Linked DNA regions of Homo sapiens: region 2 is linked to region 1. Evidence: chromatin loops called from intact Hi-C (ENCODE). Cell type or tissue: chondrocyte. All regions are shown on one strand. Links, peaks and the distances in the headings refer to the core of each region. The heading gives the core; the rest is flanking DNA. Region 1 overlaps ZNF664-RFLNA (ZNF664-RFLNA readthrough). Region 2 overlaps ATP6V0A2 (ATPase H+ transporting V0 subunit a2).

Region 1 (2,909 bases), core at 216-2,715:
GCGGGGTCTATTCCAAGATACAACCTGCAGATGAATGCACACACAGAAAATGTACAAACAATAAATAAATGAAAGAATAATTAAAAATATTATTTCTCCCTGGTAACCTGCTTCCGACAAATTTCAAAGAAACTGTTACATAGAGGCTGAGTGTGGTGGCTCACGCATGTAATCCCAGAACTTTGGGAGGCTGAGGCAGATGGATCACTTGAGGCCAGGGGTTTGAGACCAGCCTGAATATCGTGAAACCCTGTCTCTACTAATAATACAAAAATTAGCTGGGTGTAGTGGCACACGCCTGTGGTCCCAGCTGCTTGGGGGAGGCTGAGGCAGGAGAATGACTTGAACTGAGGAGGCAGAGGCTGCAGTGAGCCGAGATCATGCTACTGCACTCCAGCCTGGGTAACAGAGTGAGAATCATCTCAAAAAAAGAAAGGAAATTGTTACACAGACGCAGAAGGAGCATATGGAATTTGGCCACGCTGGGTGTTACTGGTTTCAACTAAATTCTCCCAAATCCCAAGGCAAACTTCCAGCAAAGCAAGGTGACTGGCGAGCTGATGGGGTCATTTGTAAAGAAATGCTGATGCTCTCAAATGTGTACAAGCACCAAGATGCCAGCTGAGAGGGCTCCAGGAAGTTGGCTAGCAAGGGCACGCCTCTTTCCCTCTGTTCATCTGATTGTCAAGAACTCACCGGTGCGCAGAAGAGTTGGCGATCCTCACAAGCCCCAGGCTTGTAGCTTGTGACTGTTTGCTTTCAGAGAAAGGGAACTAAAAGATGCTTTTTCCCCCTCCTGCTTTTGCTTGGCCCTGGCTCCCTGCAAAATCTACCTGAGCAGGTCTGGAGTCACCAGGGACCACCTCCCAGTGCCTTCAAACACGGGGCTCTTGGGCAGCACTCTGGGACCTCAGCGCTTCGCCTGCCGGCAAATGACCACCACACCGCTGCCAACCCACTGCTGCCACCACGCTTCCAGCTACAGCCAGGTCTGCCAGACCCTGCTCCCTCTGCCAGATGCAGGCTCAGCTGTTGTCACCTTCACTGGGACAGCCAGCTCTGACGGGCAGTGCCAGCCTTTCTGCAAGATCACAACACTTGGGACCACTGCCACTTCCTGGGGATAGTAATAATAACAGCTAAGATCTACTGAGCCCTTGCTCTGTGCCAGACACCAGCTGAGGACTTCACTTGCTTAAGCTCACTTCAGCCTCGCAGCCATCCGGAGATAAATACTGTCATTCGTCAGTACAATACTTTACAGATGAGGAAACTGAGGCTCAGAGAGGTAAAGACACTTGCTCAAGGTCACACAGCTAGATGTGGTGGAGGGACTTTGAGTCTGGGCTCACCACACTCTGCATCCAACCCTGCAGCACCTTGGGTGCTGCCACGCCCTCGGGCTCAGCTGCTGCTCCCAGTTGCCACCCCCAAGTCTGCCCGGCTCCCCTGGAGTCCCTGGCTCTCCCACACCGTGTGGCTTGGCTGCCTCTGGTGGAGCAGTGTCACTTTGGCCATGTCAATGCCAGCCTCCCCGAGGACCGCGTCTTCTTGGCACTTCTATCTCTAATGGATCTGTGACAGGGGAAGACTTATGACTATGTGATGTCCTTGTCGTCTTCTCCCTCAGACCCCAGCCACTGCCATCCTCCATGACCAGGCCCTTGTGGAGAGAGAGAAAGAGACAGACACAAAGACAGAGAAAGACAAAGAGACAGGGACACAGACAGACAGGGAGAGAGAGGGAGATAAAAAGAGGCAGAGACAGAGAGACAGATGAACAGAGACAATACAAAAACAGAGTGACAGAGACAGGTGGATGGAGGTAAGAGATGGAGAGGCAGACACAGGCCCGCAGGGCAGCAGGGAGGCCCTGACGATGGCTGCAGTCCTGCAAGCAGGAGGTGGTGGTGGCTCGGAAGAGGGTTTTAGCTCAGAAGATGGGAACAGATGCAGGGTGTATTCTGAGGACAGAATTGACAGGGCTTGCTGACAGATGTGAAAGGAAAAGGGAAATGAAGGAGGCTGCTGGGTGTGGGGCCTGGACACTCACTGCAGGGAGGCGTCATTCACTGCGACTGATAAGCAGTGTCACAGCCAGTTTTATGTGTCAGCTTGGCTTGGCATGGTTCTCAGATATTCGGTCAAACACCTGCCTAGATGTTGCTGTGGTATTTTTGGGATGCGATGAACACTGAAGTCAGTAGCCCCTGAGTGAAGCCAAAGACCTGCCAGGCTATGGGTGGGTCTCATCTAATCAGGTGAAGGCCGTGGGAGAAAAAGACTGAGGTTCCCCGGGAAGAGGGGATTCTGCCTTCAGAAAGCCTTCAGGCTGGAGTGGCAACATCCACCCTTCCCTGGGGCTCGGCTGCCAGCCTGCCCTGCAGATTTTAGACTTGCCAGCCTCCACAACTGCATGAGTCAGTTCCTTAAAATAACCTCCTGTCTATATAGAGAGAGACTATGTATATATATAGCCTGCTCACGGATGACACACACATCCAGGACTCTCCTTTGAGATCCACAGTTGCAGATTCTGCCGACTTGAGTGTCTTCTTCGATGTTGGGAAGAAATTCAACTCAAAGTCATTCAAACCTGGTCCTCTCCTGATGCTTCCTCCTTTAAAAAGTGGCACGACTCACCATCCCATGGCATGAGCCAGACACTGGGAATCTTCCTGGACGAGTCCTTCCTGCTTACTCCTTGTGGTGGGCAGACCCATGGTCCCCAAAGGTGTCCACGCCCCAATCCCCAGAATCTGGGAATGTTACCAACATGGCAAAAGGGGCCCTGCGGATGTGATGAAGGACCTTGAGAAGGGAGATGGTCCTAGATGATCTGAGTGGCCCCTGTGTCATCATAAGGGTCCTCCTAAGAGGGAGGCAGGTGGCTTAGAGTCAGAGGAGGA
Region 2 (2,842 bases), core at 343-2,842, 270 kb after region 1:
AAAGTAAAAAAAGTATCATTAGACTGTTCTCAAGGATAAGTGCAATCTCTTCATGGTAAAATATCTTCATTTATATTTAGACTGTTCTCAAGGATAAGTGCAATCTCTTCATGGTAAAATATCTTCATTTATATTTTGTTACAAAAATATACAAAATACTACTTTTTACCTTTCCTTCACTCAGTATAAACCCTTCTGGTTCAGTGACATCAGCCAAGCTGTCACTAAATTCAAATCATGTCCGCATTATATCTTCTACAGTCACACTGGGTTTTAAGGCTCAGCATACAATTTATCTTCCAAACATACAATTATCATAACTGGTTTTATGTAAGGGTAACAGGATAAGAGTCTTTAAAAAAATATACAAGTGGGATAACCATTTGTTGTATGTCATTTTATCCCATTGTCCCCAATTACTAAAACAAGACAAAATTGTAAAAACAATCCTCTACTTGTAATTCTAGGTAGCACAGGATAAAAAATATTTGCATATTTTGGCCAGGCATGGTGGCTCACGCCTGTAATCCCAGCACTTAGGGAGGCCGAGGCAGGTGGATCACTTGAGGTCAGAAGTTCGAGACCAGCCTGGCCAACATGGTGAAACCCCATCTCTACAAAAATACAAAAAAATTAGCTGGTCACGGTGGCGCATGCCTGTAATCCCAGTTACTCGGGAGGCTGAGACAGGAGAATCACCTGAATCCAGGAGGCGGAAGTTGCAATGAGACACGATCGTGCCATTGCACTCCAGCCTACGTGACACAGCAAGACTTCATCTCAAAAAAAAAAAAAAAGTACATATTTTTAAATCCAGCAGAATAAATGTGAATGTTTTGATTACCCATCATTAAATTTTTTAAAAAACTATCCCTACTTCAGCTGTTGGAAAATATTATCTGGCAACTTCAGGTGACAGATTAACTCTGTTGTTTGTTTTAAATAAAGTTTAAAGGAAATAAGTATCTAATACCATTTTCAACTAGCCATGCAAAATTGGCTTCTCTCCCCAAATCCTGTATTTGAAAAAATAACTTTAACATAACGTTTGGCATTAACTTATATTTGCTCATCATAAAAAACCAAAAGAAATTTTTATATCTCAAATTGGTAAACTTTACAAAATATTTAACATATGAGGAAGAGGTATATCTTACAGAATTATTTGGCTATGTCATAAGGCAGTAATGAAGATGGAATTTTTCCTATCATAAATCTGACATAAGTGAAAGTCTATAACATGGTCATTCTCCATAAATCTGAAAGCTTGTTGGTTACAGCAATATGATCATGCCACACTGTCGTCGTTATTGAACTTTGATGAAAGTAGACTGAATGAGAAAGGAACAAATTTGGTGCCTGCACCAACGTAGAATTTGTTCTGAAATTCTACCCTAAAAAAAAAAAAAGCCATGTATTAATGGAAGATTATGAAATCACATTCCTTAAAACAACATTTATAAGTTAAAAAAAAAAATTCCTGTGCTGAAATTGCTTCATTCCAAAATATGTTCTTGGCACATATATTTTTACTTAGCTAAACACTGCCCCGCACCCCCAACCCCGTGCTGGCTTTCCCAGTGTGAACAGAAACTCTGACACATCCGCTGTCTCTCACTGCCCAACACACAAAAGCACGTGCACAAGTAACGAGACCCTCTCCTGCCACTTGAGTCACTGGAGGCACAGAGCAGTAATCTGACCTACACCATAAAACATTAAGAAATACATAAGAAGGATTTATCTTGCAATAAGACAGAGCAACCTGTCAGACCCAAAGTGAATTAGGAGTATGAAACATACGTTAGTATTCTGCAAACTTAAACTTACTTTTACTTGTCAGTGATAATAGTTCAGAATCAAAATACATTTTTTTTTTTTGACACAGAGTTTCGCTCGTCCCCCAGGCTGGAGTAAAATGGCATGATCTCGGCTCACTGCAACCTCTGCCTGCTGGGTTCAAGCAATTCTCCTGCCTCAGTCTCCCAAGAAGCTGGTATTATAGGCGCACGACACCACACCCAGCTAATTTTTGTATTATTAGTAGAGACAGGGTTTCATCATGTTGTCCAGGCTGGTCTTGAACTCCTGACCTCACGTGATCCACCTGCCTTGGCCTCCCAAAGTGCCAGGATTACCGGCATGAGCCACCGCACCCGGCCCAAAATACAATTTTAACTCAGAGGATATGAACACAGATCCCAAGGGAAGGGAAGAACTGGCCTAAATTCAGCATTAGATTTTGCAGGGGCTGTGTATATTTGGTTGGGCGGGGCAGTGGGGGGGCGGGTATGTTTTTTAAATAACAGCTCCAAGGCTAGGTTTCAAACTCACCAGTGGAGGCGTATGGCGTGAAGAAACGCAGAAAGCCCTTCCATGATCAGAAGGATGAAAATGGTCAAAACTGCAAAGAGCGCGATAACCGGGAGCAGTAGCAAGACGCCATAGGTGGTGTCAACGCGGAGGCCCACGCGCATCAGCATGGCCCACAGGACATCAGACAACTCTGCAAAGGAGTGCAGCCTGCACAGGTCATGCTCGCTTATGTACAGTGGGTCCCTCTGTGAGCTACCTGGACTGAGTTTCCCCCTGACGGCCCTGAACTATTATCCCATAAAATAATAGACACACATGTAACACAGACCCAACTGTTTCTCATGTGAAAGCCAGTCAGCTCCGAGACGGTCTCAAACACTAAGGAAGACCTGGTGCTCCAAAAATATCAGAGGCCATCTCCCAAAGGGAGGTCTTGCCCCAGACTAGGTTTGGGTTGTGACCTCCCAAAGCGCACTGGACCAGGCAGCCAGAAACAGGCTCCCAGGCCTGGTTCTGCCACTGAGGG

Evidence for each region. Hi-C counts contacts between places; a loop is a spot of excess contacts. Peaks named below come from ENCODE experiments on the same cell type or tissue, not always from the same donor. Only the 100,000 strongest peaks of a DNase experiment are listed, where the experiment ranks them.
Region 2: it touches region 1 in a loop (4-fold over the local background); 1 of 110 quality-filtered maps calls a loop at or near these places.

What each region holds. Positions count from the first base shown.
Region 1 is chr12:124,026,500-124,029,408 of GRCh38, reverse strand. The region is part of intron 2 of ZNF664-RFLNA (ZNF664-RFLNA readthrough); the gene reads right to left. Among named protein-coding and RNA genes, the nearest start is that of ZNF664-RFLNA, 55 kb to the right of the region's middle. In chondrocyte, for the core only: no CTCF peak of the experiment used is centred there; a DNase peak (open chromatin) is centred at 1,454.
Region 2 is chr12:123,756,479-123,759,320 of GRCh38, reverse strand. It overlaps ATP6V0A2 (ATPase H+ transporting V0 subunit a2), which reads right to left. Exons shown (of 20, transcript NM_012463.4): 19 at 2,335-2,506; 20 at 1-1,394. The coding sequence ends at 1,289. Among named protein-coding and RNA genes, the nearest start is that of DNAH10, 4.4 kb to the left of the region's middle. In chondrocyte, for the core only: no CTCF peak of the experiment used is centred there; a DNase peak (open chromatin) is centred at 1,578.